Linked DNA regions of Homo sapiens: region 2 is linked to region 1. Evidence: chromatin loops called from intact Hi-C (ENCODE). Cell type or tissue: gastrocnemius medialis. All regions are shown on one strand. Links, peaks and the distances in the headings refer to the core of each region. The heading gives the core; the rest is flanking DNA. Region 1 has its middle 300 kb from the start of MME. Region 2 overlaps LOC105374170 (a long non-coding RNA gene).

Evidence for each region. Peaks named below come from ENCODE experiments on the same cell type or tissue, not always from the same donor. Only the 100,000 strongest peaks of a DNase experiment are listed, where the experiment ranks them.
Region 2: it touches region 1 in a loop (3-fold over the local background); 1 of 110 quality-filtered maps calls a loop at or near these places.

What each region holds. Positions count from the first base shown.
Region 1 is chr3:154,774,042-154,790,869 of GRCh38, reverse strand. No RefSeq gene overlaps it. Among named protein-coding and RNA genes, the nearest start is that of MME, 300 kb to the left of the region's middle. In gastrocnemius medialis, for the core only: no CTCF peak of the experiment used is centred there; no DNase peak of the experiment used is centred there.
Region 2 is chr3:154,853,632-154,870,459 of GRCh38, reverse strand. LOC105374170 (a long non-coding RNA gene) reads left to right here. Exons shown (of 3, transcript XR_924602.1): 3 at 6,239-6,742. Among named protein-coding and RNA genes, the nearest start is that of MME, 220 kb to the left of the region's middle. In gastrocnemius medialis, for the core only: no CTCF peak of the experiment used is centred there; no DNase peak of the experiment used is centred there; H3K27ac peaks cover 324 bases.

The DNA.
Region 1 (16,828 bases), core at 905-4,904:
TATATCAAAAGGAAGAGAAGCACATAATCCTACTCATTATGGTTACTGAGGAAACAGAAAAATATAAAGTTACTTCGAATGACTCTCAGCTAAACCATTGCTTTGAAGACAGAATAGAAAACTTAAAGCAGTTTTCTTCAAAATATGAAGGACAGAGTGTCCTCATGGAGATAAATGGTACTTTTATTAAAAGACATGCATCCTACAAATAAATATTCATGTTGCTGATGAGCAGATGCATAACATAGCCAAGATCTCTTGACAGTCTCATGGGTAAAAATGTGGTTTCTCTTTTTTTTTTTTTTTTTTTTTGAGACACAGTCTCGCTCTGTTGCCCAGGCTGGAGTGCAGTGATGCAATCTTGGGTCACTGCAACCTCCGCCTCCCGGGTTCAAGTGATTCTCGTGCCTCAGCCTCCCAAATAGCTGAGATTACAGGTGCGTGCCACCACGCCCAGCTAATTTTTGTATTTTTAGTAGAAATGGGGTTTTACCATGTTGGCAAGGCTGGTCTCGAACTCCTGATCTCAAATGATCCACCCACCTTGGCCTCCCAAAGTGCTGGGATTATAGGCGTGAGCCACCACACCTGGCCCAAAATGTGACTTCTCTTTGCAAAAGAGTTAGAGAGATACTAGGCAGTAAATGTTAATAAAGCTGGTAAGAAAGCCTTTGTTGAAGTAACTCTTTGGTTAAGGGAGTTAAAGCTCAAAGTAAATGAAGAGTTCTGGAATCAATGAGGTGGACAAGCTTCAGGAAGACCCATAGTTACTTAGTTCTACTCAACAATTGGGTCATTCTATGCTATTTTATTGATAATAGGAAAATATTTATGACTTTATAATAACTTTAAAGAAATTTCTGTTATCTACATTTTAATACATAAGTCATTCAGTTTACATTGTAGTTTCTTAATTAACCATTGGAGGTCATGCTCCACTTGGTAGCAGCATACTTCAACTGCGATTAGTGTACGGGGTGTAGCAGGGGTGAGTCCCCATCTAAATCCCTAGGCATTGGCTGTGCAAAACCAAATTTATTTGTTCAGTCAGATGTTAACAAAAATTTATTTGCATTTATGCAAAGGCATTGGGGATACAATAATAAATAAGAAATCATAGTTTGTTTTCTTATAAAGAGTAGGAAAGAAAATCAAATTACAATTGAATTTAAGAATATCTAGATTCATGAAGAATACCTAATTCTGTTCTGGATGACTGGCACCCAAAGTGGTGTTTTTTGACATGGGTTGCAGTAAGATACAATGAAAGTGTTTTAAATGAGGGAATGGAGTGGTTGCATTTTTAATTTAAAAAGACATTGTTGGTTGCAATGTGGATAATAGAATAGAGGGTGACAAGAGGGCAATCTGAGATACCTTTTGTAGTTTTTCAGACTCTTTATGGTAATAATTTAGGATATTGATAGTAGACAAGGAGAGAAATGATGAAATTCAAGAATACTTAGAAATAAATCAAGAAGCTTTGGTAATTTATTGGGTGTGAGAGGTGAGGAAAAGAGAGGGTACAGGAAGGTTATTCAAATATTGGACACTTGAGTAGATGTTTTATCAATAAAGAGCTGGATCTGTAATCTAGAGCAAAAGTACAGATAACAGAGTAGTCATCACAGAAATGCGGTTACATAGTTAAGTCTATGCCAGAAATTAATACAAGGGGACTTGAAAAAGTTCGTGGAAAAAAGAGAATTAAAAGATAAAAATGACAAATATAAACATTATGTGACAACATAAGCTCCATCAAGGTCAAGACACTTTTGTACATGATGATACCAGCCATTTAGCTCATCCCTAAATAACTGAGGATCCTGGGAATTTAACCATGTCAATACAATCTTTTTAATATTATTATCTGAAGAAAAATGGATTCCCTTTACAGATTTTTTTTAAGATTAGAAAACAAAAAGAAGTCAGAAGAAGCCAAGTCAGGACTTTAAGGTGGATGCCTAATGATTTTCCATTGAAACTGTCACAAAATTGCCCTTGTCTGATGAGAGAAATGAGGAGTAGAATTGTGGTAGAGAAGGACTCTGGTGAAGCTTTCTTGGATATTTCTTTGTTAAAACTTTGGCTAACTTTCTCAAACAGTCTCATGATAAGCAAATGTTGTTTGGTCCTCCAGAAAGTCAACAAGCAAGATGCCTTGAGCATCCCCAGAAAACTGTTTCCGTGACCTTTGCTCTTGACTCATCTGCTTTTGCTTTGACTGGACCACTTACTTCTACCTGTTGGTAACAATTACATTGATTGTGCTTTATCTTTAGGATCTTACTGGTAAAGCTGTGGTTCATCTCCTATTACAATTTTTTTAAAACCGCTTTGGGATCTTGATTCCACTTGTTTAAAATTTCCATTGCAAGCTCTGCTATTGTCTGCAGCTGATCTGGGTGCAATGGTATGGGCACCCATCAAATGGAAAGTTGGCTTAACTTTAATTTTTTGGTCATAATTGTGTAAGCTAAACCAATTGAGGTGTTGATAGTATTCATTTCTGCTGTTAATCATCAGTCCATTTTAATTAGGATACAAACAAGATGAATTTTTCCTTAAAAATTAATGTGGATGGTCTGTCACTGAGGGCTTCATATTCAACATCATTTCAGGCCTCCTTAAAATGAGTAATCCGTTTATAAACTGCTGACTTCTTTAGGGCATTGTCCCCATAAATTTTATCATTGATTTTATCACTCTTCCCCACAAGCCTCACTGTAAATTTGATGTTTGTTCTTACTTCAATTTCAGCAGAATTTATGTTGTTCTGATAGGGGCTCTTTTCAAATTGATGTCTTAGCCTTCTTAGTGCCTTAAACTAGATCCTGTTCAGACATGTCATAAAAATTTAGTACAGGTTTATTCTGGTGCAAACAAATTTTGAAATCATGTATAGTTTTTTTTCTAGTACACATTTTCCATGAACTTTATGAAGTCCCCTTATAACCTGGAAATCTTTTCACTTTTGTCGGTTTTCAACAAAATTCTTCATAAAAGAATTTATTTATATGAGTTTATTTAAATACAAGTTATTTAGAAATAATTTGTAAGTTATCAAAACTAAGCTGGGTGCGGTGGCTCAAGCCTGTAATCCCAGCAATTTGGGAGGCCGAGGTGGGAGGATCACTTGAGGCCAGGAGTTCAAGACCATCCTGGCCAAGGTGGTGAAACCCTGTCTCCACTAAAAGTACAAAATAAGTAGCCAGACTTGGTGGTGAGCGCCTGTAATCCCAGCTACTCGGGAGGCTGAGGCAGGAGAATCTTTTGAACCCGGGAGGTGGAGGTTGCAGTGAGCCAAGATAGTGCTACTGAACCCCAGTCTGGGCAAGAGACTCTGTCTCAAAAAAAAAAAAGTTATGAAAACTATTAATCCGATTGTGTGTCTCCTCTAAATGGTAATACAAATCATATAAAAAGACCATTTATCATATTACTTTTTCTCAGTTTTCATTTATTTAAACATACCATTTTAAAGCCATGCATACTGTTAATTATTTAGATGATTTCATTATAAAAGGAATTCTAAAAGGGAAGTCATGAAGTATTTATTTAAAAACCACTTGTAATCTCCATGAATTCAGGCCCAAAGAAGTTCCATAATAACTATATATAAGTAGTTCGTAGAAAGATGAATTTGAGAGATAAAGACGCCCTGCCGTAGCTATTTTAACTTTCCCCGATTGAAAACATTTTTGGGCCAGTGTTGAGCAAATTATAGCAAATGAGCTTTCCAGTAAGGGGACTTAATTAATTTTAGTTTATAACATTTACAAGACTCCTTTTCATATATTTTACTTTAACCTATCATCAGTTTGCTTATGACTTCCTGATGTTTATCTTTGACTTATGTTTATCATTTGAACTCTAGACAAATTGTGTAGGGTAATATTTTAAGATATAATCTAGTTTTCTCCACAACATAGCTTTATAATACTTGCTCTTTCGCCAATTCTGTCATCATAATTTATTATCTCAAGGGAGGAATGATGCAACAGAGAGCAGAAGTAAATCTTAGGGCTTTTGGATTTCAAAAGCCTCTCTCTCAAGAGAGTATAGGGTAAAACTCAGAACATAAAAATGGACTTGAAAAAATATATGATTAATCAAAGAGCATAGGTTTTTCCATTCTGGAGAGTCTCTTTTAGCTAGGAAAGAAGATGACTTAGAAGGGAAGCAAAGAAAGCTGAGACATTGATTGCTCCCTGAGAAAGATCTTTGTGCCTTCCTCTCTCCCATTCACCTGACCACACACAAACCAGGAAAGTCTCAAAGCAGGGTCTAAATCCTAGAACAGAGAGACCCTGCTTCCTAAGCCCTCTCTAGACATAGAGGCCTATGTTACAAGACTTACTATAAAGCAACATTAATTAAGACAATGAGGTATTGATTTTGCAGATTTACAAACAGAGGTAATTACTTCAAATATTTAAGGGAAAATATTAAAGCCACATGGAAAGAGAATTTGGATAGGAAATTCTAATTTCCTGAGATTCAGTAATCCTGTTGTATCCTGCCCCTGTGGTTAGCTGAAAAAAGTTATCATTCAAAGGTCTAATATCCAGAACCTATAAGGAACTTAAATTAACAAGCAAAAAAACAAATAACCTCTTTAAAAAGTGGGCAAAGAACATGAATAGACACTTTTCAAAAGAAGACATATACATGGCTAACAGACATATGAAAAAATACTCAACTTTACTAATAATTAGAGAAATACATATCAAAACTACAGTGAAATGCCCTCTTACATCAGTCAGAATGACTATTATTAAAAAGTAAAAAAAAAAAAACAAAAAAACAGAGGTTGTGAAACCAAGATGCTGATGAAAATGTAAATTAATTCAGCCATTATGGAAAGCAGTTTGGTGATTTCTCAAAGAACTTAGAACTACCATTTGACCCAGAAGTCCCATTATTGGGTATGTACCCAAAGGAATATAAATTATTCTGCCATAAAGACACATGCATGCATATGTTCACTGCAGCACTAGTCACCATAGCAAAGACATAGACTCAACTTGCATGCCCATCAACAGTGGACTGGGTAAAGAAAATGTGGTACATATACATCATGGAATACTACACAGCCATAAAAAGAACAAGATAATGTCTTTAGCAGCAACATGGATGTAGCTGGAGGCTGTTATTCGAAGAGAACTAACACAGAAACAGAAAACCAAACACTGCATGTTCTCACTTAAAAGTAGGAGCTAAATGTTGACTACACATGGACACAAAGAAGAGAACAATAGACACCAGGGCCTACTTGTGGGTAGAAGGTGAGAGGAGGATGAGGATAGAAAAACTACCTATTGGGTACTATAATTATCATCTGGGTGACTAAATAATATGTACACCAAAGCCCCACAACACACAATTTATCTGTTGAACCAACCTGCACATGTACACTGAAACTAAAATGAAAGTCCTAAAAAGTCATGTTGCTGGGCTTAATGTTGTTTACACCCAAATGGGATCAAAATATCAATTTATGCTTTGACACTTAAAGGATATGATAAAGATAAATCTAGTGTTAAAGATCTGTGAATTCTTGAGAGGAAAAAAAAAGCAATGTAAATCCAGCAATGCCATGATTAAAACATGTTTTATTTTCTATGTATTTCTAGAAATAAAAGTTACTTACATGATTCTTCCATCTTGTAGTACAGTTTATGACTGAGTCATTTTACTTAAGTTAGTTGCTATAAGGAATCCACAGACACCTATAGTTTTACTGATTTCTTGAGTGACAGAACCATAACAGCTCAATCATAATTTTTTGGAGGAAGATAATTTTAAAGCATTGTCTTTCTCAAATGGGATAAATTTGAAGTCCAGTGAATGAAATTTCACAAAAATTACCATGGAGTTATTCAATATTGTATTGAAAGTCCTTATCAGTGTGATGAAATAAGAAAAAGAGATAAAGATATAATATTTGGACTTTCAGATGGTATGAATTTATCTATAAAAATCCAAAATAATCTGTGACTAAATTATTAAAGTTGATAGGTAGGTTAACAAGGCTGCTGGATACAAAGTCAATATTGGCAGAAATTGACTGTTTTTCTGATACCAGCAACAAACACATAGTTAAAATCTAAAAACAGTACTTTTATAAGAGCATAAAAACATTAATGCTTAGAAATGAATTTCACAAATGATGTGTAAGATCTATATACAGAAAAATATAATCATCACTGAAATAAACTACCACAGATCTAAATAAATGAGGGAAGGAGAGCTAAATAAATGAGATCTAATCAGTGTTAATGAATTGGAAGATTCAGTATTGTAAAGAGATAAAATTTCTCCCCATAGTGATTTAGAGATTTGATGCAATCCCAATAAAAATTCCAATAGGGTGTGTGTGTGTGTGTTTGTGTGTAAATTGACAAACTGATTTTAAAACAAATAGAAATGCAGAGAACCAAGACATATTTGAAGAAGAAAAAAGAGTCAGCATAGAACACTACTTTCCTGGATCTCAGATAATTAGGCTTCTATTTCTCAGACTCACTTTGAAAATGGCTTTAAGATTTTTATTTTGGCTGGGCGTGGTGGCTCACACCTGTAATCCCAGCACTTTGGGAGGCTGAGGCGGGTGGATCACCTGAGGTCGGGAGTTAGAGACCAAGCCTTACCAACATGGTGAAACCCCATCTCTACTAAAAACACAAAAAAATTAGCCAGGCATGGTGGTGGCCACCTGTAATCCCAGCTACTCTAGAGGCTGATGCAGGAGAATCGCTTGAACCTGGGAGGCGGAGGTTGCAGTGAGCTGAAATCACACCACTGTCACTCCAGCCTGGCCAACAAGATCAAAATTCCATCTAAAAAAAAAATAAGATTTTTATTTTAACTGTTTGAAATAGTTATAAATGTCCCTGAATAGGCAAACTCAGCCTTTGCTACAAGGAAAGATGAGATCACGAATTTGTCAATGAATCTGTACCAATAGCTGCTGCAATATTGCTTATTGGGAGATGTCCTTCCCCTTAGTGGTGGATGTATGTGTGCCCAGTGGATTGGTAATGTCTGAGAAGTAGCAAAAGTCCCACAGGAGAGTGTACCATTTAAGGATTTGTAGTTGTACCATTAGTTGTCACGTGTGTTTGAATCCCCGACTTTCACACTCACAGTTGATTTTAAGCATTTGTTCCAGAAAGTGTATCTCTGTTGCTGACTGATTCCCAGTATACTTGGCTGACTATGCAATGTTGTTACTTCCTAATTTTTTCTGCTTGTTTTGTCAAGCTGCTTCAGATTTGCTGTGAAATGTTTTCTGACACTCCTTCCTTGTTTTTGGTACAGGATACTCAGAATCCGTTGTGAAATCTAAAATGTTTGGTATCTGTAGTCTTGAGGAAGCTTATGGCAGAGATTAAACTGGCATATAACTGCAATACTTTCAAATGTAAATTTTGAATTAGCTTCTAATTATATAATGAGACATTTTGCTTTCTTTTCTTGAACTTACTTTTTTTTCAGCTTTATATTTTAATTTTTCTTCCTTACTGAAAGCAAATTAGTGATGTGGTGATGTTGTCCAGAAAGGAAACTCCCCATAGAACATGTTCTCCACTGACATCCAATACGGCACGTGAAACCACAGAAGCCAGGGACATTGTTAACAATATGTGCGAGAAGTCTGGCTTTAAAAAGTTGACAAAGTCATCCACTCTCACTATGGTTTCATGTAGCAGAATAAATCAAGAGCCAAGATGATTTGGGTTTCTATTTTCAGTGTATAATTCTGATCCTTGAGATGATTAAAACATTTATATAAAACAAACATCCAGACATTAAGTCAATGCAACTTTGCTGTGGTTGCAGTTGTTGTTGTTGTTGTGTCGTTAATGCTGGGAGAGAAAAGTTGCACATTAACATTTTCAGAAATCTAATTCTGTGCAAACAACTATGTAACAACATCGAATGACATCTTCCAATATCGTATTTGTATCATTGTGTTATCTCAAGATGTAGCATGATATAAACTCCCCGGGGTTTACCCCTAATGGTGATTTCTAGACACCCATTGGTATGGTGTTTCACCAGCCAACTTGCAGGAGATACAAGAGGGCATCTGAAAGAAAAGCAATTTCTGGATCAGAGTTAGAGAGGGTGTGGCAATTTTGTATTCTAGGGAGTAGCTGTCTAGTTTTTTTCTGGAGTGGAGTGGGTGGGAGGTGGGGAAGAAAGGATGAAGCCAGTTAGTGAAAAGGACTGCCAGCCATATAATAAAAAGTAACTTTAAAGAAGTTGTCTGCTTTTCTGTGCTAAAATTCATCAACTAGGCATTGATTCGGGAGATACAAAGGTGGGTCCTTTACCATTTGGGGTCCCTGAGAAGAGCTGACATTATGCAAAAAAAAAAAAAACAGAACATGGGAGTCTGAGCAGAACATAAGACCTTGTGCATCTTGAACAGAGCACCTCAGCACTCAGGAATGAGCTCAATAACCAGGGCAGAAACAGTCAAGACATTTGCTCCCGCACACATGTGTAGTGTGTGGTGCATAGCAGAAAAAGTCAAACGAGCAAATTATTGTTTGTTTCTGCTCTTCTGTTCCTATTTTTACTCCCAGACCAATATGACCTGGGGAATGCAGATTGCACAAAAATTGAAATATTCTCTTGGGAAAAAGCAAACACACTTTTCAACTTTTCCTTGGCCCATATTTTTGGTAATTTTTCATCTGCTTAGATAATGTTTCTTATATCAGAAACATCTCTGTGCTTCTCTGCTCCCTGTTTATTCATATCAGTCAGGCATAGTTGTCATGTAACACTTAATTCTAAGTCACATCCTCTATTACAATGTTGATAGTTTCAATTCATTCCTTCTTCTGTGAACACCAATTTTTGTTTCTTCTCCCTGTTAATTCCATGCCTCTGCCAAGTTATCAGATTTAAGGATTTTGGAGTCATCCAGGACTCCTTCTTTTGCTTCACTCTTTGCATCCCACACATTCCACCTGTCCTTGGCTCTCTTGCTTAGATATAGTCCACTCTCATGTTCTCACCGCCACCTGGATACAATTATGCTGTAGAATGCCAATGCACATTCCTTCCTGCAGGCACTCAACCTTCTAGCCTATCCTCTGGTAGCCACCAGAATTATGTTTGCAGAGTGCAAATCAGATTATGTCATTATTTAACTTAAAATCATCTACGGGTCTACAAAGAATATAGCTAGATTTCTGAAACTGGGGGTGGGAACAATAAAGAGAGGCATGGATGGCCTTCACGGACCTCTGTGAATCCTCTGGCATTATACTAAACAGGTTGTCTTATGAGCATTAACTATGTTTTTTTCATGAGAAGAGTGTCATAGATTTCAATACATTCTCAAAAGAGTCTATGCTGTGACATGTCCTCTCTTCCTCCTCCCAAAATAAAAGCCACTAAAACTCATCTGCGTGGTGGGCAAGATCCTTCCCAATCCAGTTAACTACAGTAGAATAGTGTAATGAAAGATGTGGTGGCATGGGAGGCTGAGGCCATTGTAAAATTGTGGAGTCAGGCAGTGCTGGGTGTCAGTTCTGCTTTGATCACCTGGTGTTGGAAATGCATTTTCTCTGAGCTTTATTTGGCCAATCCAGTAAATGGGATAATGTTTTTATTCTCACAGGACTATTTTGGGTATTAAATTTAATAACAGTGTAAAGTGACTGGGAAATAATAAGTACTCAGCTAATTATTGCAAATAATTCTTCACTACTATTAAGTCCTTGGACATTAAAAGATACGATTTGTGAAAACAGTACCGTCATAGTACCATCATCCTCTTTAGTGATACATCCCTCCGTTATCAGTTGGATTATCTCTGTTTCAAGTTACAGAAAGCCCCAAGTTACAAAAAGGAATATATTAGCTTATGTAGCTCAAAAAGTTTAGAAGTAGAGTGGGCTTTAGGTGCTATTTGTACTGGACTACTTATTTTTTATTATACTCTCAGTTCTGTCATTCTCTGTGTGTCAGCCTCCCCTTCAGACTAGTTTTCCTTATGGTGACAAAATGATTGCAGACTTCACAACCATACATCACAACATCCAGAACAAGAAGGGACATTTGTGTCCTGGAATTCCCAACCAAACTCTGGGATCCCTTCTGGTTTTGGACTGGCTCAGGCCACTTCCCTATCACTAAACCAGTCCTTGCAGGTAAGGTTACATCATCAGTCTTAAGTGTCTCCTAAACCACTTGTACCCCAAAGAAAATTCAGGGCCATGTAAATATTTAACAACCAGGAAGACATGAGCAACATCAATGTGAACATATACCAGCCCAATTAGAATGGACCCTGACTGTAAACAATGAGCATTCCTAAACTGGTGCTGCTAGCTGAGCCTCAGTCCTGCTATGAGGGGAAGGATGAATTTAACAATGGTTGGCTGAGGAGGCAGTTCTCAGGGATCCACTGATCACACCTACTCAAGAATGAGCTAATCCTCATCATCATTCAGATCATCCTCTGCAGCTAGAAAATCAGAATTCAGCTTGTGCTATGTGCTAATGAGCTTCACCTTGAAAACAAGGTATGTAGAAAGAGACGAAAAGGCAACTATCAGATTTCCCATTCTCTAAGAAGGAAGAAATCATCAGAGAGAAAAATACACACTATAGTTTTTGACTCTAAAAACGTTTCTTACAAAATTCTACTTTAAAACTTTGGGTTAGTAATTTTTACTACTCATACAGCAGAAACACTTAGAAAATGCATTATTTGATCTTAAATTATTTCAACTCATTTTCAAAAGTTTGGCAATTTTTATCTAAAATGATCTTTCTGAATCTTTTGTTTTAATAACAGGAAGAGCAATTAACAAACACCATTTGTCATTCTTTAGTTTTATTTCATATAAAATTATTCACAAACCACTTTTCAAATCCAATTCTGGAATTCAAACTGTATAATAAAACAAAGCTTCATGTTATGCTATCTTGGAAACATAACTGGGTGACTTTGTTTCTTCTTTGCCTCTCAGTTCTATTTTCCTCAGCCATGAGTCTGGAAGCTCTCCAGACACCAACAGGGTGGGGGAGTTGTAACACGGGGTTGGCATGTGAACCTCACCACAAATTATTCAGGGATACGTCAAAGTAATAATGTGAGTGTGCTGGAATATGGGAGTGAGGGGGAAGAGTGGCAGCTGTTCCTTAAACCTATGTAGCTGGTTTTTTTTTTTTTTTTATCAAATTTAAAAGAGAATGTACATCCTGATTAGTTGCTTTGGAATCCCTGAATAAATTTGAAATTGGGAAAGGGCATTAACTTATTCCAGTGGTGTGGAGTAAATCTGTTACTATTGTACTTGTATCCAAAGATACAGTTACCCAGGAAGAGTTAGATAAGAAGAATAGCCTATTTTAGAATATCACACTAAGGGCACAAATCATTGTCTCATTTCATTCATTCATTCATTCTTTTCATTCAAGAAATTTTTATTGAGTATGTTAGGTGTCAGGCAGTGTTCTAAATCTTGATGATATAGAATGCACATAGCATATAACCAAATATACAAAGTACTTGCCCTCTTGAAGCCTGTATTCTAGTGCACGGTAGGAAAGAAACACGATTTAAAAATCTCAAACAAATACAAAATATATCAGGCTGTAATAAGTGAGATGAAGAAACACCAGCAGAGTTAAAGAACACAAAGAGTGATGGAGGGTGGACTGATATTTGTAGAACCTCAGGGAGACCTGGAGTTTGAGTACAGAATAGGAGAAGAAGCCCTGAGGAGTATCTGGGCTAGAGTGTCCAGGCCACAAGGACAGAGGGGATTCTCATTCTTCACAGAGAAACCTCCCCACAACCCTGTGACAGGTATAGATGGGTCATTTAATCTCCAGGAGAGAGGTGAGGAAACTGAATCTCAGAGAACTGTGCAATCGTGCTTTTTGTCTCCTAGTCCTTTGTCTGGAAAGCACACGTGCTAGACAAGTGCTTTTTAAGCATTTCAAACTTTCTTTTTAATTGAGATGCTTTTTTCAAATTAAATTTTATGCAGAATCTCAGTTTGTGAAATAATAAAAATGGAATTGCTCTGGAGGAAGTAGACAGAAAGAGGCTTTTGTGGGCTTAGCCCATGCCTCCACCCCAGATCTTGTCCACTCCTGGGTCTTGCCCTGAAGAATTTGTGTATATCTCAAAGCTTCCAAACCTCCCATGCATGCTTTGCACTACTCACTACTCCATACGTATCTCCCATGGTCGGTGGAAAGAAGGAATTAGGAGAGTTGGTAGTAAAGTAGGTAGAAGGAAAACCAAAGAAGCAAGGAAGATTATGACAAGATAAATCATCTCCACATGCTCATAGACTTGAGAAACAGCTTTTTATTTCTTTCAAGATCCAATTAAATGTTTCCTCATTTTTGAAGAGAGGGAGCCTTACATATATTGTTCCACAACAAATTGGCCCCAAAACATAGTGATTTGAGACCATAAATATTTATTATCAGACAGTTTTCATGGAGCAGCAATCTGAGTACAGCTTAGCTGGATCTTCTGGCTCAGGGCCTCCAATGAGGATGCAATCAAGGTTTCATTCATGTCATTTGGGATTGCAGTCAGCTCAGGGCTCAGCTAAGGGAGGATCAGCTTCCCATCTCACTCGTGGTTGTTGCTAAGATTTGATTTCTTATGGGTTGTTGGACTGAGGGCCTTAGTGTCTTGCTGGATATTGGCTAGGGACTCTCTCAGTTCCTTATCACAGAGGTGTCTCCATAGGGCAGCTGACAGTGTAGCAGCTGGCTCCCCTCAAAACAAGAAAGCAGAGAAAGACTCAAGCCCAGCCCGCATTCAAAAAGAGATATGAGTACCACTCACAAGGTTGTGAGGACCATGAGACAGGGATATTGGGGGACATTTTAGAGATTGCCTATGACAGGGAGGAAAACACAAAAGTAGGAGTTACATAAATTTACTTAATCCTCAACATGCTTAATCTTTGCAATATGCCTTTGGTCTTTTTGTACATTTTTCTTCCTTTCCTCATAATAAAGGTTTCTGTTCAAACTTTCCTTGCTTATATGATTATTTGTAATTCTAAGTAAATACAAATAGAAATACCAACTATAGGTATTATTGAAATCCTTCACACCTCTTCTGACATCCCACGTAAAGCCTCAGTAAATTTACATCAGTAGTACTCACATGCTAGTTTTGTGGCCAACAACCCATAAGAAATCAAGAAGAAAAAAATGTGCTTTCCCATTTCTGTGTTTAATAATCTACATCAATTTGTCCTTCTGGCATTACCTATAAAATGATGAGGTTGATATGCTGAAGGAGTTTGTCCACTTGTCTGCATCTTCACTAAGCTGTAATCTCCTTGAGGGTCACTCTTGTACCCACAGTGTCTGTCACATACAAGCGCTCTGCAAGTGTAAGTCAAATGAGCGATGCAGCAGTGGCTCCCAGAAACCAGAGAAAATTCTGCCACCATAGCCCCATTTTAACAATTTTTAGAAAACTTATTAGCATCTTTATGTGATAACATACTTCAAGGAAGCATTTGAGGATTTATATACTTGCTAACATTCCCCCCAAATTCTGGACGTCAGATATCAGTTCCTTTAGTTGGTCCAAAAGTACAGCTTAAGAGCTCAGTGAATAGAGTCCAGGAGTTACTCTAATAAATAACATGTCTTCTGTGCCTAGGTACTGGGAATAAAATGTGAAGACGTCAGGAAGACAGAGTAGAGGACCTGCCATCCAGAAATGCAATAGAAGCATTTCTAAATGGTTTTCCTTAGTTTACTACCTATGTTATGAGGATTGTGTGGCTTTGGCTGGAGTCAGAAGATTATGATTGACGTCAACAGCAGAGCTTTTGAAATGCTAGAAGCAGGCAGGAGAAGAATCTGCAGGGAGGGAGCATTAAGGAACTGAAAGAGGTTCTGAAGCAAATGTGTCACTCTAATCCACTTAATTTTCTTCTCTTTCCCGTCTCTCCTAGAGAGGGGTAGGTGAGGGGACTGTACCTGGTAGACTTCAAAGTCTTGGATTCTGTTTATTATTCGGCCATGCTATCAGCCTCTTTCTGTCTCTTTCCAGGTATTTCCTGTTTCTTTATTTTAAATTAAAAGACCTTAAGGGGTGGATTATTGAGATAGCAGGGATAACCATCAGTGGCTAAACTTGGCTTTGCCCTCCAATCACGTGATCCCCCACCTCCCTTGTTCCTGCTGTGACCACCTGCCAGGCACAGGGTTTATTCAAAGCATTCTAGTACCTGACTAGGTTAGAGCTACTATTTTCTTTTTTAAAAACAATAATTTTTGCAACATTTTTAAAAGCAATCAGGTGCAATACATTGTAATCACCTATTCTGCAAAGCTTACCCTAAACAACCTCCAGCTGACATAAACGATCTTCCTCCCCCTGCCCTGGATGCCTCCATCACAGCACTCACTACACTGCATTGTCCTCACTAATTTACCTGTCCCTCTCCCCACTAGGCTGTTGCTCTGCAAGCTGTGGATTCTACAGGTATGTACTTTGGTGAGCTGCTAATTGGGCAGAGGCTGAATACAAGCTGACCTCCTACTTGAGCCAGTGTGCTGTGACTGTTTATTATTTGATGGTGAGGATTGTATAGTATTTACAGGCAGAAGACCTAAGTATAAGGCATGCTTCTCTACTTGGAATTGTAATCTTGGTCAGATCACTTAACTGTGTCTGAGTTTCCCAATTTGTATAATGAAGATAATAATAATAATAGAAGAACAAGAACAACAAGAAGAGGAGGAGGATGAAATAACATCAATCAGCACAACATGCTTGCTTTTCCCTTGTGATGTAGTTGTTGTGAGGACTGAGATAATGAAGATTGTGCAACTAACTACTCCCTAAACTATAAAGTGCTGTGCCCACTTTTTCTGCCAAGAGCCTCCTTGGGGAGCAAACACAGAAAGCAAGGATTGACTATCTGATCAGAGGGAGTCTGAGATGTTAACACTCTTTAAGAAAGAGATTTCCAAAATCAAACTTTTATGTATCAGAAAAGTGCTCAAGTTCAAACTCTCTTTTCACATGTGAATATATTTAATCTTTATTTAATATCTTAAAAGGTTGATAGAGAACACATTCTTAGTAAATACACAAAGTGGTCTCTTAGCTCTAGGGTCGTTAATAGATTTTAGCTTCCCAGTAACTCTTAAGATCTCACAAAACCTAAAAGCTATTGATTTAATGAATTTAAATAAATAATCTAAGATTACTGCCAACGTTTCCTTAAAAAGATATTACATAATCTACCTCGACATCACTAGGCGTGTTTGCTTCAATAATACAAGATGCTAAACAGCATAGCTTCACAGCTTGGTGTAGACACCTTCTACTGAACCATACACATCCTTCTTGCTGAGGTGCACACTTAATTCTCCAGGGGCCAAGTATCTCTTAGAAAGGACCCAGAAATTCTGTGCTCTTTTTGAATCATTTTTAAAAATTGATTTCCCATAGACTCACAGCAATAAGCTTCTCTGAAAAGGAAAAGCAGGAGTGGGCTTTTGAAGAGAGAGCCTTCCAACTCAGAAGAAATAGTTTGTGTCTTAAGAAGAGTATCTTGAGCACTTTTAGGCAGTTTAAACACTACTTTCCATTGCCTTCTCTCTGAATTGTGGGAAATAATAAGAAATGGCTTTTACTCATAAATACTCCACTAGTAAAAAGATGAGCCTTATCAACTCCAAATTATCTTTAAGATGTCAGCAGTCACTGACCAGTCTCCCATTCTTCCAGATCAAGTGTTACATGTTCTTGTTGCAGCAGACCTCTCTCCTTTAAAACACTTAGCATAGTGGTGATTTTATGGTTGTTTATGTGATTGTTTTATTTAAGAGCTCAGGTTGTGAAGCCAAACTGTGTGAGTTAAAATTTTGACTCTACCACTTACTACCTGGGTGACAAAGAAATTTAACTGCTCTGTCCTGCAGTTTCCTCATCTGTAGAACAGGATTGACGATAGTCCCTGCCTCATAGAGTTGTGAGGATTAAATATGTAGAGGAGATGACATGTAGAACCCTTATAAAAATGGCTTCCACATAGTAAGTGCTTAATAAAAAAAGTGCAAAAGATGACATCAAGATAATGAGAAGAGAGGCCATAGACTGGGAGAAAATGTTTGCAAAAAAAACCATACATCTGATAAAAAGTAAACCTGTTAACTAAAATATATAAAAAATTCTTGAAAATCAAAAATAAGAAAACAAAATCCCAATTAATGGACCAAACCCCTGAATAGACACCTCACCAAAGAATATATAATGATTACAAATAAGCATATAAAAAAACGTTCCACATTATATGTTATCAGGGAAATGTAAGTTAATACAATAATAACATGCTACTATGTACCTATTAGATGGCCAAAGTCCAGAACACTGACAACAACAAATGCGGGTGAAGATGTCAAGCAAGAGGATCTCTCATTCATTGCTGGTGGGAATGCATAGTGGTAGAGCCACTTTGAAGGTCAGCTTGGCAGTTTCTTACAAAACTAAGCATATTCTTACCATACTACTCTGCAATCACATTCCCTGGTGTTTAACTATAGGTGTTGAAAAGTTATGTCCACACAAAAACTTGCACATGAATAACATGTTTATAGCAACCTTCTTCATAATTGCCAAACCTTGGAAGCAACCAGGATGTTATTTAGTAGGTGAATGAATAAATAAAATATGGTGCATTCAGAGAATGAAATACTATACAGTGCTAAAAAGAAATGAGCTATCAAGGCATGACAAGACACAGAGGAATTTGAATGCATATTTCTACATGAAATAAACTAATCTGAAAGGGCT
Region 2 (16,828 bases), core at 6,401-10,400, 74 kb before region 1:
TCTGTCTGAAAAAAAGAGTAAAGGGCCACATCATACCCTCAAACCATTACCCTTTTCTGATGTTTCCAGTACTCTCCACAAAGTCACTGGCTTCAGATCCTTTAGGTACATAACACGAGTCATTTTCAGTTCTCTCTTGCCACCACCAAAGGTCCCAAGACAAGCCCTGGTGATTCTAATTATAGAATATTATTTTATCTTTTATACTTCCACAGGCCTGGGCTTTTTTTTTGTATTAAGCTGGGACTGTTGTAACAATATATTATAAAAACAAAATATTATATTTGCCATGCTTCCGTTTTCAGGCAGAAGGACTTTGTCACCCAAGCATTTACTAAGCTAGCATTTTTCAAGTGATGGGCCTTAGTAGGTCACAGCCACTATTTCTTTTTAAGTGGAGTACAATGGAATGGAAATAACTGAATAGAGCAAGAGAGAATAGAATAGAGAAGGATAGAGTAGAATAGAACAGGAGTGTATTCTATGTTGCAAAGGTAAATATTGCAGCACAACATTTTTATGTACAACATTTTTATATACCTAAAAATATGGGTATTGATATGGATATAGGTATTGATACAGGTCTAGGTATATGATGTGAATGTGTTTGTGTGCATGCTTATGCATACTGGGTTGCCATATATAAAATATATTTCATATGTGAGTTTTCAACAAAAATGTTCAAAATCCAGTGAACTAGACAGAGCAGTAACTAGCAGTCAATCGAAGAAAATATATTAGCAGAATCTAGTTTATGCAAACATTGCTATAGGAATCATCATTACAACACAAGAGTGACCTTGCAGTATCTTTGCTGTGAAAATGACAGTGAATACAATCCTCCCTAAGTTCTGAACTCGTTCCAATGTGCTTCAAAGTTGGTCACAAAAATGATGCTTCCTGTGGAATAACCCTTATCTGTCACTGTTCTCTAAGCATTGCTTCTCTCCTCTCATCTCTGCCAAGTCACAGCATTACCTCCATTCAGAATCTTGTTCAAAACCTACTTCTTCCACAGAACTGTGAGAAACTTTGTCCTAAAAGAAACAGGTTAGACCAGGTGCAGTGGCTCATGCCCATAATCCCAGCACTTTGGGAGGCCAAAGTGGGCGGATCACCTGAAGTCACTTTTTTATATACCTAAAGACAGGCCTGGCCAACATGGTGAAACTTCATCTCTACTAAAAATATAAAAATTAGCTGGGTGTAGTGGCAGGCACCTGTAATCCCAGCTACTCAGGAAGCCGAGGCAGGAGAATTGCTTGAACCCTGAGGTAGAGGTTGCAGTGAGCCGAGATTGGGCCACTGCACTCCAGCCTAGGCGACAGAGCAAGATTCCATCTCACACACACACACAAAAGAAGTTAGTTTATACCTTATTTGATTAAAATCTTTTTAACTTATTACTAGCTTTGTAGAAAGTTTGAAAAGTACAGAGGAAAAAATGAAATACGGTATAAAGAAGGAAAGGAAAAAAAAAAGCAATCCATGCCAATCCTATTAACATTTTAGGTAGGTGGAAATGGCCTCCAAAGGCCAAAGAAAAAAATTTTTTTTTTTTTTTGAGTTGGAGTCTCGCTCTGTTGACCAGGCTGGAGTGCAGTGGGGAAATCTTGGCTCACTGCAACCTCCCCCTCCAGGCTCAAGTGATTCTCTTGCCTCAGCCTCCTGAGTAGCTGGGATTAGGGGTGCCCACAACCACGCCTGGCTAATTTTTTTTTTTTTTTTGGTATTTTTAGTAGAGACGGGGTTTCACCATGTTGGCCAGGCTGGTGTCAAACTGCTGACCTCAACTTATCTGCCCGCCTTGGCCTCCCAAAGTGCTGGGATTACAGGTGTGAGCCACCGCACCTGGCCAGAAAAATTTTTATTTGAGATGTTGAAGAGGAATCATCATAATTCCCCCAAATCTATTCCATTTAAGGTTTAAATTAAATATAATCAATGTGAGCACAAAACTTCGATAATTAAAAAATTAACTATCACTTCTGAGTTATAAGAAGAACAAGGATTTAACCAAAAGATTACTCGTGATTAAAAGATATTTATGAGAGTTGAGGTAACTTACTAGTTTCATTAGTAAGCTGTGCCGGTTTCTCTTTGATTCAAAAAGTGTTTTCAAAGTGTCACAATAAGTTTTGGGTTGATGAAAATATGATATACACAGTGGTGAAACCTGATGAGGAATGACTGGAAAATGTGTGAAAAGAAAACATGTGAGAAGTGTTAGACTAAGTCCTTGAGAGAAAAACAGGAATGGGTCTGTAATCCTAGTTCAAGTTTCCACGGTCTTTTTCCTTGTATCTCTGCCAACCATCTTTCTAAATAAATTAATAATAAAGCTTGCAGGAATAACAAATGTTTTGCTGAAATGCTGATATATTTTTATTTCTCTATTTGAACATCATGAAAGTACATTTGAGTTTATGAATATTAACTTTCATGGCCTCATTCACGATCTCATCTTTGCGTCTTGTCCCCACATTTCTGGGCCAGACTTGGAGCTTCCATTAATGTCAAACGGAGCTTTGCCCTAAGGCAGGGAACTGAAAGGTTGTAGTAACAAAATGAGGATTTGTCCTACTGGGAATGAGTAAAAGAAAAGGAAGTTCACTTTTGTCAAAGAAAGCAAAAAAAAAAAAGCCTATAGAAGTTGGAATAAAAAATAAAACTTTTTCAGATATCTTTGTTGTTTGAGATATAAACCAAGGCTATGTTGAAGTTAGCAATTTAACTTTATTCATTTGCCTTTCAGAAACAGTGTCATCTGTAAGCAGTAGCATCCTGTGATCTCTGCAGTCTTTTCTGAAATATCTCTTCTTATCATGGGTCATGAAAACTTACGATAGAAATTTAACAAAACACTTACTGTTTAAGAAATTAAGATTCCATCTTGGGCTTTCCTAAAGGGAAAAAGAGGAAAAAAAGTTTCTGTGTACTTTAGCAATACAACCCATGCAGAACTGGAAAACGACTAAATAAATGAAAATAATTTTGTCTCTGTAAAAGACAGGGCAGAGCCAGCTTTTGGTTGAATATCTGTCAAAACTAATGAAAGCCTGTAGTAAAGGCAAAAAGAATCAACCATCTTAGTTGGCCATCAAGGTAAACATCTTATACCTAGGTGCTCACCTTATTTTCTATGAGCTTTGCATGAGATAAACTGCATTTCATCTCAGACAAGCCAAAAGCCCTGGAAGTCCCTGCCCAGCCAGACTCTTTCCAGGGAAAACACAGAAGCCATAATCTGTTGAACCCTTGCAATTAAGTCGAACCATTTGAAATTGCTGGTTAAGAAGTACTAGGCACATTAGATAAGTTATTGCTGTAATCCCTACAATTTGGCTTTGAGATAGGCACTACCATTCACATGAAGCTGATGAGAAAGGAGGCCAGGGAGGTAATGTTATTTGCCTAGGATAGGGTCACTTGGCTTGTCAGTGTTGGAGTTGGGTTCCAACAAGATCTGACTCTAAAGCTAGTGATGAGTTAGTTTATCAGGAAACAAAAAGTTAAAAAGACATTCCTGAAATATTTTCTTTTTTTTTGGATGGCCAAAATTAAAAGTGTTTTACTACGAGTTAAGGTAAAGAGGGGTTCTACTCTCCTTGGAAAGACAAAGGGGAAAAAATGGGGGAAAGCTATTAATAAATGTAAAGGATTAAAATAAAAATTCATTACTGCAATGAAGGACAGAGTTAACTGTGTACAAGCCATATGCCTGGGACAAAATAAAGCAGTAATTTGCCTCTTAATAAATAATAGCAAGATGTGCTATATAAATGCAATGGTACTTGGCATACAAAAGGAAATTTAGAAACTTGAGAATACAAGCTGTTGTATTAGAACCCTTTAATGGTGTCTAACAAATCAGACCCAAATTATAATTCTAAGATTTTTTTTTAAATCAGCCATAGCACATAAATACGTGATATGAGCTTTCTGAGTTCACTTATCCATGTGCAGATGTACCCAGGTCATACTTTTTGCAACCCCAAATGTTTGCTCTGCCCTCTAAAGGGCTTAGAGGAATTCATTCAGCCAGTTGGTTTATTATGGATAGCTCCTTCACTCTGAGATTTAGATCAAATATGCTGAAAAAAGGTGGTTTTCTGTCTTTGAGTGAGACTAGTACATATATGTAATAAACACTGAACTTTTTTAAAAAAAGGAAACATTCACTGAAAGGCAAACTTTCACTATATCTCTGCATAATTGATCCAGGCCACTTAGTTGAGTAAAATGTGTTCAGTTAGTCACTTAAGATGTGACACGTACCACTTGGAACAATCTAGAAGTGAGGTTAACAAGGGCCTCTGATTCACTCAGTGAACTCTGAAGGTAGAATGAAAAACATTTATTAAAAAATCTATTACTTTTGTCATTTTTAATGACTCAATTAAAAAACATTATTTCCTTTAAATCTACAGTAGGGATCCAATATACTCAACTAGGCTTTAAACAAAATAATGGTTATAAAAGTCTTTCTGAAAATATGAAAAAGTTAAAGCATCACTAACAGCAACCTCTCAAAATAAGATTAAACAATTCAAAATGCCACCAGTAAATAATTGTAAAGAAAATACAGTTAACTCTTAAGTATTTAGTATGTTGTAGGTTTTTAAAAAACTTTTTGCATTATCAGTATTCATCTCTTTTTTTTTTTTTGAGACAGAGTTTTGCTCTTGTCACTCAGGCTGGAGTGCAGTGGCACAGATCTCGGCTCACTGCAACCTCCACCTCCTGGGTTCAAGCGATTCTCCTGCCTCAGCCTCCCAAGTAGCTGGGATTACAAGCGCCCGCCACCACGCCTGGCTAATTTTTGTATTTTTAGTAGAGATGGGGGTTTCACCATGTTGGCCAGGCTGGTCTTGAACTCCTGACCTCAGTTGATTCACCCACCTTGGCCTCCCAAAGTGCTGGGATTACAGGTGTGACAGTGTTCATCTTTTAAGCTTCTTTTCCATTCATTTTCTGACTTTTTAATCACCTGACTGTGCCTCAAGAACCAGTCTTGGTTCAATGAACAGGCTGGATGAGAAAGAAGTTTTGAAACTGAAGTCAACGTTAGATAAATTATAATAATGAACAAGGCTGAGCTGGGATTAGCATCACTACCTCAGAGAAAAATTTAAGAAGGTACCAAAAAACTCAGAAATGAAAACAGTATTTTAATACAATATTTTAAAAAATCAAAATTAATGCAAAAATTCATGATTAAAAAAACAAAAATGTAAATAAAGACATCTTGTTTGTTTGCCTGACAGTCCTGTGTTATTATGCAACAGGAACAGTTGTTTCCAATCAGCTCACAATTCTCAGCCAGTGCAACCCTCTTGGCTTCTGCCAGGAGGATCTATGAAGGCTGACAATGATGTGTAAACTATTTTAATTGTAGAACTTTTGTTAACTTTCCCACTTGGTTCAAAATATAGGAGGATATTTTGTTAGGTATATGTAGATTCACACTTTTAATTTTTTTCTTTTTACCTCGGGCTCCAACATGGTTTCATTTAACACTGATAATGGAGTTCAATAAGTGAGTCCCAGGCAGCTGGAAATTCAGAATTCATCAGCATTTGCTTTTTGGTTTCAAGATGGACGTGGTTCATGTTCTGGGAATTTCCTTCATACAAAGCTAGAAGTTACTTCATGGAGACCTAAAAAAATTAAAACATATTCTAGTTTTTCTGTCAATATTTTGCAAGGCCAAGATCAATCTCAGCACTGTGCTAAGCAAAAAGATGTATAATTCCTAGTGTAATGCCTGACATGGATTAATTGCCCAATACGTGTTTGTTCTTTGAGCTCTGAAATTCCCACAGGTGGGATAAAAAGTTCTTTTAGTTGTAAAGTAGAAAGTAATAGTAATGATAAATAATAATAATTCAAATTTATTAATATTTTAGTCCTTTATTACACTGACTTCAAAAAAATTATCAGTATTATTTCTAGTCTGCTATATTTATTTTCAAGGCTATGAAAATCTTGCTTCCAGCTCTCAGAACACAAAATCAAGACTATATATCCTAGCTTCTCTCCCCTTTTTTTAGACAAAAAAGACGTGGCATCTAAGTTTCTTTGACATTCTTCCTTATCTTGATGTGTGAAACTCCTTGAGGTCAAGTTCAGTGTCTCGAACATCATAACTTTTTAGTAAATGCATATTGAATTAAATGCTATGAATCTAAATTGTGGCAATAGCCTGACTACCAGTTTTTGTTTTATTTTCATCCAGGTTTCAAGGAATGGTGGCTTTCATGTGCTTGGCTAATTCCAGCCTGAAAGTAGCACAATGCTTCATGTACAGATGATCAAAAGTACCTGGATAAAGCCAAAACTCAGGAAACTCAACTTGTACCATGCTGTATGGGATGCTAGGGAGAAGTTCAAAAGATTTCTAGGCAAAATAACCTTGTTGTCTCCCTAAATATGTTCCAAGTAGCCTGAATCCCTCTCCTACACCTTGTGAAAATCTTTTTTCTGCAATTCAATATCAAAATTAGAGAAAAATAGAGAGTAATATATTACAGAAAAAACAGAAATGGAAGGTAGCAGCAAGTTGTAATGCAGTTTCTACAAGTGGAAGATTAGAGAGGAATGTTCCATTCAGGTGGCTTGAAGATCCTCCTACAAATGAATTCTGAGTTTTTGGTGTTTCTTTCTTTTCCTTCAGTTTGTTAAATGTGCCCATAATGTTAAACAAAAAAGACCCAATAAAACAAAAATGGCAGAAATTTTCTATCTTGTATCAGGTGGGTAGAACACAGATTTGGGATGAAATATTTCTGCTGTCATTTGAGATACCACATAAGCAACAATCTCGAGCATGTGTTGCCTTAGAAACAAGTCAGGAAATAACGCCTAGATCAGGTAAGGTAGGATGTTTTCATATAGAGCATTCACTTTTTGGTTTTAAGGGGCATAGAAAGGTGACTAAAATAATTGGTTGAGAATACACACATAATTATTTTTACACAAACCCCAAAGTGTGCAGCTAGCCTCTGGAGAAGCAAAAGTCCAGCATATTTTGTTGCCTAAAGCTTAGTGGGATATTAATGTGCATGGTAAATATTCAGTACTTTTGAAGTTCGATTTTGATATTGGTTATCCTTATATGCAAATCTCTTAAAAACCATGTTACGTGGTTTTGAACTTTTTGCTCAGTAGGGAAATGTATATGTATTTTTTCAGATCAAAATAAATTACATTTTTCCTTTTCATTGTATGGTTATTAATAACCCCACACATAAAATGCATTCATTAATATATGAGGTGTAATATAAATAATAAATTCCTTACTGTTGTTTCTTAAGGTATTCAAAGCCTGCGATAAAGTACTATTCTATTTGCTCACTAAAAATTAAATAACTACAAACTTTATAAAACAGTGTTATACAGGAGAAAAATTTGGCCTTGTATTATTGCTTGTAGAGAGGTAATCTTGAAGTATATAGCTAAGAATATAGCTAGCTTAGTGTGTCTTAAAACATAAAGTTATTAGAGGAAATATTTCTGACGTGTTGACCTGGATTTTGAAAGTCATGGAGCCTTGTTTAAAAATGATATGTAGTGGCGTAGTTGGTATTACTGCTGCTCTAAAGGGGAAAAGAATTTTAGTAGCACTTTTTTGCTTGAAATACATTGAAATGGAAGGAGAGTCTGTGAGAATGACTGTAATAGCTAAGAATCATTTGCATTTTCTCTCAGCCTAGTTGTCTGGTACAATAATAGGTGTAGAGAATTTGAAAATAAAACCTTCCAGAACTTCTAGATCCTTTTGGTTTATCCACAATAGAGATGTCTGCACTGTTAATCCAGTGGAAGAGATATGATAGAGCTTTCTCAGGCAAGGGTGTCACTTCATGAAAAAAGAGAAATCTCAGGCTTTCCCATGTCATTAAAAGAGTCTCTGTGAAACTACTGACATTTAGCTTGGTATTCAGCTGGAGGTTGAGAAGTTGTCAATTCCCCAGATCAGTTTGAGTCATGTTAAAAATACTTTGGTATGTGTGGTTGGTTAACTGCAGGTGTTTGGCTATGAAAGTTGAGGAAGCACAAACATGCAGTTAGAACATTGTGGTTCACAATGATTTGAATGGGAGCTAAGAGAAAACATTGTTTGTGACCAATTAATTTATTTCCTTTTTAGAAGTGTCTCTGTGATGCCAAACATCTGAGTGAAAAATAAAAAGCACTAGAAAATCCTTTGCAAAAATTTTTTTCTCTTCATCCATCCAATCATTTATTCGACATTTCCTGGTTGTTTATAATACATATGGCCTTATCACCAAGGAGCTTAGAGTATAAAAGGGGAGAAAGTTATGCACATATACTATAATTGTTATGGAAGTTATAAAGATATTAGAGAGTGCCACAAAAGAGATGTAAACAAACTCTTATGCCTAAGCAGATTACTTAAACATAGCTGGGAGATTCAGGAATGCCTTCTGGACAAGATGACATTCAGTTGAGCTTTAAAGTGAATGTTTTCATTCTAGCTGGAGTTTGGGCCATATAACAGAGACACTTCGGTTGTAAAAATGCAGAAAACACAAGTAAGACTTAAATGAGGATATTGGAGAGAAGGGAAGGCACAATCCATTAGAACATGATGATTCCCATTCAAATCATATAATTGGAATATGGTAGGAACATTTTTGGTTAGACTGGAAAGGGAAAAAGAGTGGGGCACTTGCCCCAGAATGTGAGAAGGGATTGCCTCATAAAATTGGTATCCATTAAGCAATAGTCTGAGATGTAAAGTTGTAAAGGTAGCTGGAGCTGTAAATGTTAAATCAAGGATTAACAGTAGGCCAAAGAAAAAGAACTAGGAAATTTTGCACTGGTGAAGGCAAGGGATGATAATTAAGGTTTGGATTAATATAATAAGAATGAAGTTAGGAAAGGATATGTATTCTAGATCTGCCAATTGTAGAATCGGTGTCAGTTGGCATTCAATTTGAATGTGAGTACTGTTGATTTTCATGGTGCCATAAACCAAATTTATATGTCATGTGAAAGCATGTGTTCGAGGGACGAGAATATATTCAATTTGATGCATATTGAGCTTGAAGTGTAGGTAGACTACCAAGTGGAAAGGTGGAGCAGAGTTTTCATTAGTGCTGGGCTCATATCAGGATGGAATCATAGATCTAGGAGTTCTACAGCAGTAATAACAGAAACCTAGTGATTGTTAAGAGAGTATATGTTGAGAGAAAGGAGGAAAAAAGAGAAGATGGTCAAAATGTTTAATGATTTAAGTACTAGGACATTTGAAAAGATATGGATGTTTTATACATCTATACTACCTAAAAAGTGACTTGAATTTTTACTTTTCATCTACATGGTTTAGTAACATGGGGGCATTTATATTTACTTTTTTTGGTGATTTTAAATTTAGTATTATATGTGGAAAGGTGTGGGTGATTTCTAACATATATGCTTGATGCCACGGCCTATATACAATTATCATATCCCCTTAATTGGAAAAGTTTGAACAATCAAAGGGCATTTTTCTAAATGGCCTCCTCAACTGTTTTCTGTGTTTTGGTCATATCCAAACATATTTTGATATTTTGTATGTTTGTCTTCAGGCTTACTCATTAAACCTCTACCTGACTTCTTTATTGGAGACTTTCGCAAGCTGCTCTGAAAATTCCTTTTTGGTGAGCATTAATTAATATTGATTGTAGTTTTTATATCATTTGGATTTATTAGTACTTGGAATAAAGGATATTTTCAAACCCAAAGTCAGAAGGGTATTTGGATGCATGCAAATTTTTACATAAGCTAATACTTTCCCTTATTGTGCTTTGGTGTCATTCATAAAATTGTAGTAAATACTCTTATTATGTAATGTAATCTCATTTGGGACTATTTGTATACTTGTTTGTGGGTGCAAACATAAAGCAGGGTAACACACATATAGTAGGCATTTAACAAATGCTAGTTCAAGTTAAATCTAAAGTGGGTTAAAAAGGAGGCTGGCATTGGTACCTTAGAAATGTCAGTCTTGTCTAGCTCTGTAATGGAGTAATGGACTGATGGAATCATTATGACTCCCATGGTTAGAAAATAGTATTTTTGTAATGACAGATTCTTTATCTGTAGAAATATGCCTATACAGTTACAATGCAACCCCTATCAACAGACCAATGACATTCTTCTCAGAAGTAGAAAAAAAAAAGAAATAGAAACAGAAATAGAAAAAAACAATCCTGATATTTATATGGAACCACAAAAGATCCAGAATAGCCAAAGCTATCCTAAGTAAAAGGAACAAAACTAGAGGAATCACATTATCTGACTTCAACTTGTAATGCAGGGCTATAGTAAACAAAACAGTGTGGTACTGGCATAAAAACAGACACATAGACCAATGAAACACAACAGAGAACTTAGGAACAAATCCATACATCTACAGTGAACTGATTTTCAACAAAGGTGCCAAGAACATACACTGGGGAAAAGACAGTCTCTTCATTAAATGGAGCTGGGAAACTGGGTATCCATATGCAGAAGAATGAAGCTAGACACTATATCTTGCCATACACAAAACTCAAATCAAAACGTATTAAAAATTTAAATCTAAGACGTCAAACTATGAAAATACTACAAGAAAACATTGGAGAAAATCTCTAGGACATCGATCTGAGCAAAAATTTCTTGAGAAAGACCCCACAAGCACAGGCAATGAAAGCAAAAATAGGCAAATGGGATCATATCAAGTTAAAAAGCTTCCACACAGCAAAAGAAACAATAAAGTGAACAGACAATGCAAAGAATGGGAGAAAGTATTTGCAAACTATCCATCTGACAAGGAATTAATAACCAGAATATATAAGGAACTCAAATAACTTTATAGGAAAAAAAATCTGATAATTTGATGAAAAAATGAGCAAAAGAGTTGAATAGACATTTCTTTTTCTTCTTCTTTTTTTTTCTTTTCTTTTTTCTTTCTTTTTTTTTTTTTTTTTTTTTTTTTTTGACACAAAGTCTCACTCTGTTGCCCAGGCTGGGGTGTGGTGTCATGATCTCAGCTCACTGCAACCTCTGCCTCCTGGCTTCAAGTGATTCTCCTGCTGAGCTCAGCCTTCTGAGTAGCTTGGATTACAGGCACCTGCCACCACATTTGGCTAATTTTTGTATTTTTAGTAGAGACAGGGTTTCACTATGTTGGCGAGGCTGGTCTCGAACTCCTGACCTCAAGTGATCTGCCTGCCTTGGCCTCCCAAAGTGCTGGGATTACAGGCGTGAGCCACCTTGCCCGGCTGAATAGACATTTTCTTAAAAGAAGACATACAAATGGCAAACAGGCCTATCAACATCATTGATCATCAGAGAAATGCAAATCAAAACTACAATAAGATATCTTCTTACTCAATTAAAATGGCTTATTTCCAAAAGACAGGCAATAACAAATGCTGGTGAGGATGTGGAAAAAAGGGAAACCTTGAACACTGTCAGTAGGAATGTAAATTTATACTATCACTATGATGAAGAGTTTGGAGCTTCCTCAAGAAATTAAAATAGAGCTGCTGTATGATCCAGCAATCCCACTGCTGAGTATATACCCAAAAGAAAGGAAATCAGTATGTCAAAGAGATATCTGCACTTCTATGTATGTTGCAGCACTGTGTACAATATCTAAGATTTGGAAGCAACCTAAGTGTCCATCAGCAGATGAATGGATAAAGAAAATGTGGTACATATATACACAATGGAGTACTATTCAGTCATTAAAAAAAGAATGAGATCCAGTCATTTGCAACAACATGGATAGAAGTGGAAATTGTTAAGTGAAATAAGCCAGGCACAGAAAGGCAACTTTGCATGTTCTCACTTATTTGTGGTATGTAAAAATCAAAACAATTGAACTCATGGACATAGAGAGTAGAAGGATGGTTACCAGAGGCGGAGGCTCAGGATAGGGAGTGGGGATGGATTACTGGGTATAAAAAAAATAGAATGTATAAAATCTACTATTTGATAGCTCAACAGGGTGAATAATAACTAAAGTGTATATTTAAAGTAATACTGTAATGGATTGCTTGTAACTCAAAGTATAAATGCTTGAGTGGATGGATACCCCATTCCCCATGACATGCTTATTTCGCACTGCATCCCTTTAACAAAACATCTTATTTTAATCTTATAACACCAATCTCTGCCACTATCTTTACATCCTCTTTTTCTGTGTCTGTCTATCTGAACAATAATTTTAAGGGGAGCTGCTTACATGCTCTCAAGGAATGAATGAACCTATTATGTGAATAAACTCTGTTACCTTTCTCTGTAGGTAAATCCTGGAGACAAATCATAATCCACCCTCAAAAGGAATCACTTTTGGCTAAATGTCTTAATTTTGTCATGAAGCATTCCATACTATTCTTAAAAATTCAAAGTAACTAACTCAATGTTTAGTAAATGTTTCTCCTCTAATTAAAAACAAAGGAACTGAGAGAATGCTTATTTTAAGGGAAATTTAATTATGTGTTTTTGGATTATTTCTTTATTCACACACATGTTGTTTTGTGAAAACTCAAAGGAACTCGTTAAGCCTTTTGTCCTAAGAATAGGAAGTTCTATGTTGCCAAGTAGGAGTGCCAAGGGTTTCAAATTTTACTTAAAATTAAATTACAACTCATATTTGAGGAAGCTTGGCAAAAACCTGGCAACATGTCATCATTAGAAAACAAAAGCATTTTACAAACTGTGGATTTCTCGGTACCTAACAAAGTAATACAAAAACAATAGAGTAAACGCAGATGAAGACTGGGCTTCTTCATGACTGACTTCTGAGCCATCATGGATCTCTGAAAAAAACCTGGCAAATTGGGAAAAATTATTTTCTTGATACAACACTTCACCACACTTATATAAACATAATAGCTTACATTTTGTAAGTGTTTTCAGAGTGTCAGGTTCTTTGATACGGGTTTCATGAACTTAATGTAACTTAATCCTCTTAACATCAGTAGGAGGAAGATATCATTGTATATTCATTTCATTGAGGAGAAAGCTGAGCAAGAGAGATGTTAGATCTCTCCGCTTATGCAGCTGGTAAGAGGTGGGTTTGGAATTTGAACCTGAGGATCTCACATCAGAGCCAGGCTCTTCTTCAGTTATTATGATGAATTTGCACTAAAATACAAATGTATGTTTTCTAAGGAGAAAGTATGAATTGTAATGACCAGTTTAACCTCTCTCTGGTGAAAATTCTTTTTGATATCCCTCCAATTCAGTGTGGAATATTTAGTAGGCACAGCAAATTCTAAACTTTAAAAAAAATTTAATTTCTTTTCTTTTTTTTTTGAGACGGAGTCTCGCTCTGTCGCCCAGGCTGGAGTGCAGTGGCGGGATCTCGGCTCACTGCAAGCTCCGCCTCCCGGGTTCACGCCATTCTCCTGCCTCAGCCTCCCAAGTAGCTGGGACTACAGGCACCCGCCACTACGCCCGGCTAATTTTTTGTATTTTTAGTAGAGACGGGGTTTCACCGTTTTAGCCGGGATGGTCTCGATCTCCTGACCTCGTGATCCGCCCGCCTCGGCCTCCCAAAGTGCTGGGATTACAGGCGTGAGCCACCGCGCCCGGCCAATTTATTTTCTTTATACCTGTGATTCTTGGTCTTTTCTGGGTCCCAGACTGCTTTGGCAATTAAACAAAAAAGTTACATATTTTTCTATTTAAAAGAACATATACTTCTGAGGGCTCTGTTCGGTTCCATTGGTCTATATCTCTGTTTTGGTACCAGTACCATGCTGTTTTAGTTACTGTAGTCTTGTAGAATAGTTTGAAGTCAGGTAGCCTGATGCCTCCAGCTTTGTTCTTTTGGCTTAGGATTGACTTGGCAATGCGGGCTCTTTTTTGGTTCCATGTGAACTTCTAAGTAGTTTTTTCCAGTTCTGTGAAGAAAGTCGTTGGTAGCTTGATGGGGATGGCATTGAATCTGTAAATTACCTTGGGCAGTATGGCCATTTTCACGATATTGATTCTTCCTATCCATGAGCATGGAATGTTCTTCCATTTGTTTGTGTCCTCTTTTATTTCACTGAGCAGTGGTTTGTAGTTCTCCTTGAAGAGGTCCTTCACATCCCTTTTAAGTTGGATTCCTAGGTATTTTATTCTCTTTGAAGCAATTGTGAATGGGAGTTCACTCATGATTTGGCTTTCTGTTTGTCTGTTATTGGTGTATAAGAATGCTTGTGATTTTTGTGCATTAATTTTGTATCCTGAGACTTTGCTGAAGTTGATTATCAGCTTAAGGAGATTTTGGGCTGAGACGATGGGGTTTTCTAGATATGCAATCATGTCATCTGCAAACAGGGACAATTTGACTTCCTCTTTTCCTAATTGAATACCCTTTATTTCTTTCTCCTGCCTGATTGCCCTGGCCAGAACTTCCAACACTATGTTGAATAGGAGTGGTGAGAGATGGCATCCTTGTCTTATGCCAGTTTTCAAAGGGAATGCTTCCAGTTTTTGCCCATTCAGTATGATATTGGCTGTGGGTTTGTCATAAATAGCTCTTATTATTTTGAGATTCGTCCCATCAATACCTAAATTATTGAGAGTTTTTAGCATGAAGCATTGTTGAATTTTGTTGAAGGCCTTTTCTGCATCTATTGAGATAATCATGTGGGTTTTGTCTTTGGTTCTGTTTATATGATGGATTACTTTTATTGATTTTCGTGTGTTGAACCAGCCTTGCATCCCATGGATGAAGCCCACTTGATCATGGTGGATAAGCTTTTTGATGTGCTGCTGGATTCGGTTTGCCAGTATTTTACTGAGGATTTTTGCATCGATGTTCATCAGGCATATTGGTCTAAAATTCGCTTTTTTTGTTGTGTCTCTGCCAGGCTTTGGTATCAGGATGATGCTGGCCTCATAAAATGAGTTAGGGAGGATTCCCTCTTTTTCTATTGATTGGAATAGTTTCAGAAGGAATAGTACCAGCTCCTCCTTGTACCTCTGGTAGAATTCGGCTGTGAATCCGTCAGGTCCTGGACATTTTTTGGTTAGTAAGCTATTAATTATTGTCTCAATTTCAGAGCCTGTTATTGGTCTATTCAGAGATTCAACTTCTTCCTGGTTTAGTCTTGTGAGGGTGTATGTGTTGAGGAATTTATCCATTTCTTCTAGATTTTCTAGTTTATTTGCGTAGAGGTGTTTGTAGTATTCTCTGATGGTAGTTTGTATTTCTGTGGGATCGGTGGTGATATCCCCTTTATCATTTTTTATTGCGTCTATTTGATTCCTCTCTCTTTTCTTCTCTATTAGTCTTGCTAGTGGTCTATCAATTTTGTTGATCTTTTCAAAAAACCAGCTCCTGGATTCATTGATTTTTTGAAGGGTTTTTTGTGTCTCTATTTCCTTCAATTCTGCTCTGATCTTAGTTATTTCTTGCCTTCTGCTAGCTTTTGAATGTGTTTGCTCTTGCTTGTCTAGTTCTTTTAATTGTGATGTTAGGGTGTCAATTTTAGATCTTTCCTGCTTTCTCTTGTGGGCATTTAGTGCTATAAATTTCCCTCTACACACTGCTTTAAATGTGTGCCAGAGATTCTGGTATGTTGTGTCTTTATTCTCGTTGGTTTCAAAGAACATCTTTATTTCTGCCTTCATTTCGTTATGTACCCAGTAGTCATTCAAGAGCAGGTTGTTCAGTTCCCATGTAGTTGAGCGGTTTTGAGTGAGTTTCTTAATCCTGAGTTCTAGTTTGATTGCACTGTGGTCTGAGAGAGAGTTTGTTATAACTTCTGTTCTTTTACATTTGCTGAGGAGTGCTTTATTTCCAACTATGTGGTCAATTTTGGAGTAAGTGTGATGTGGTGCTGAGAAGAATGTGTATTTGTTGATTTGGGGTGGAGAGTTCTGTAGATGTCTATTAGGTCTGCTTGGTGCAGAGCTGAGTTCAATTCCTGGATATCCTTGTTAACTTTCTGTCTTATTGATCTGTCTAATATCACACATCTACAACCATCTGATCTTTGACAAACCTGACAAAAACAAGAAATGGGGAAAGGATTCCCTATTCAGTAAATGGTGCTGGGAAAACTGGCTAGCCATACACATAAAGCTGAAATTGAATCCCTTCCTTATACCTTATACAAAAACTAATTCAACATGAATTAAAGACTTAAATGTTAGACCTAAAACCATTAAAACCCTAGAAGAAAACCTAGGCAACACCCTTCAGGACATAGGCATGGGCAAGGACTTCATGTCTAACACACCAAAAGCAATGGCAACCAAAGCCAAAAGTGTCAAATGGGATCTAGTTAAACTAAAGAGCTTCTGCACAGCAAAAGAAACTACCATCAGCGTGAACAGGCAACCTACAGAATGGGAGAAAATTTTTGCAATCCACTCATCTGACAAAGGGCTAATATCCAGAATCTAGAAAGAACTCAAACAAATTTACAAGAAAAAAACAACCCCATCAAAAAGTGGGTGAAGGATACAAACAGATACTTTTCAAAAGAAGACATTTATGCAGCCAACACACACATGAAAAAATTCTCATCATCACTGGCCATCAGAGAAATGTAAATCAAAACCACAATGAGATACCATCTCACACCAGTTAGAATGGCAATCATTAAAAAGTCAGGAAACAACAGGTCCTGGACAGAATGTGGAGAAATAGGAACACTTTTACACTGTTGGTGGGACTGTGAACTAGTTAAACCATTGTGGAAGACACTGTGGTGATTCCTCAAGGATCTAGAACTAGAAATACCATTTGACCCAGCAATCCCATTACTGGGTATATACAGAAAGGATTATAAATCATGCTGCTATAAAGACACATGCACATGTGTGT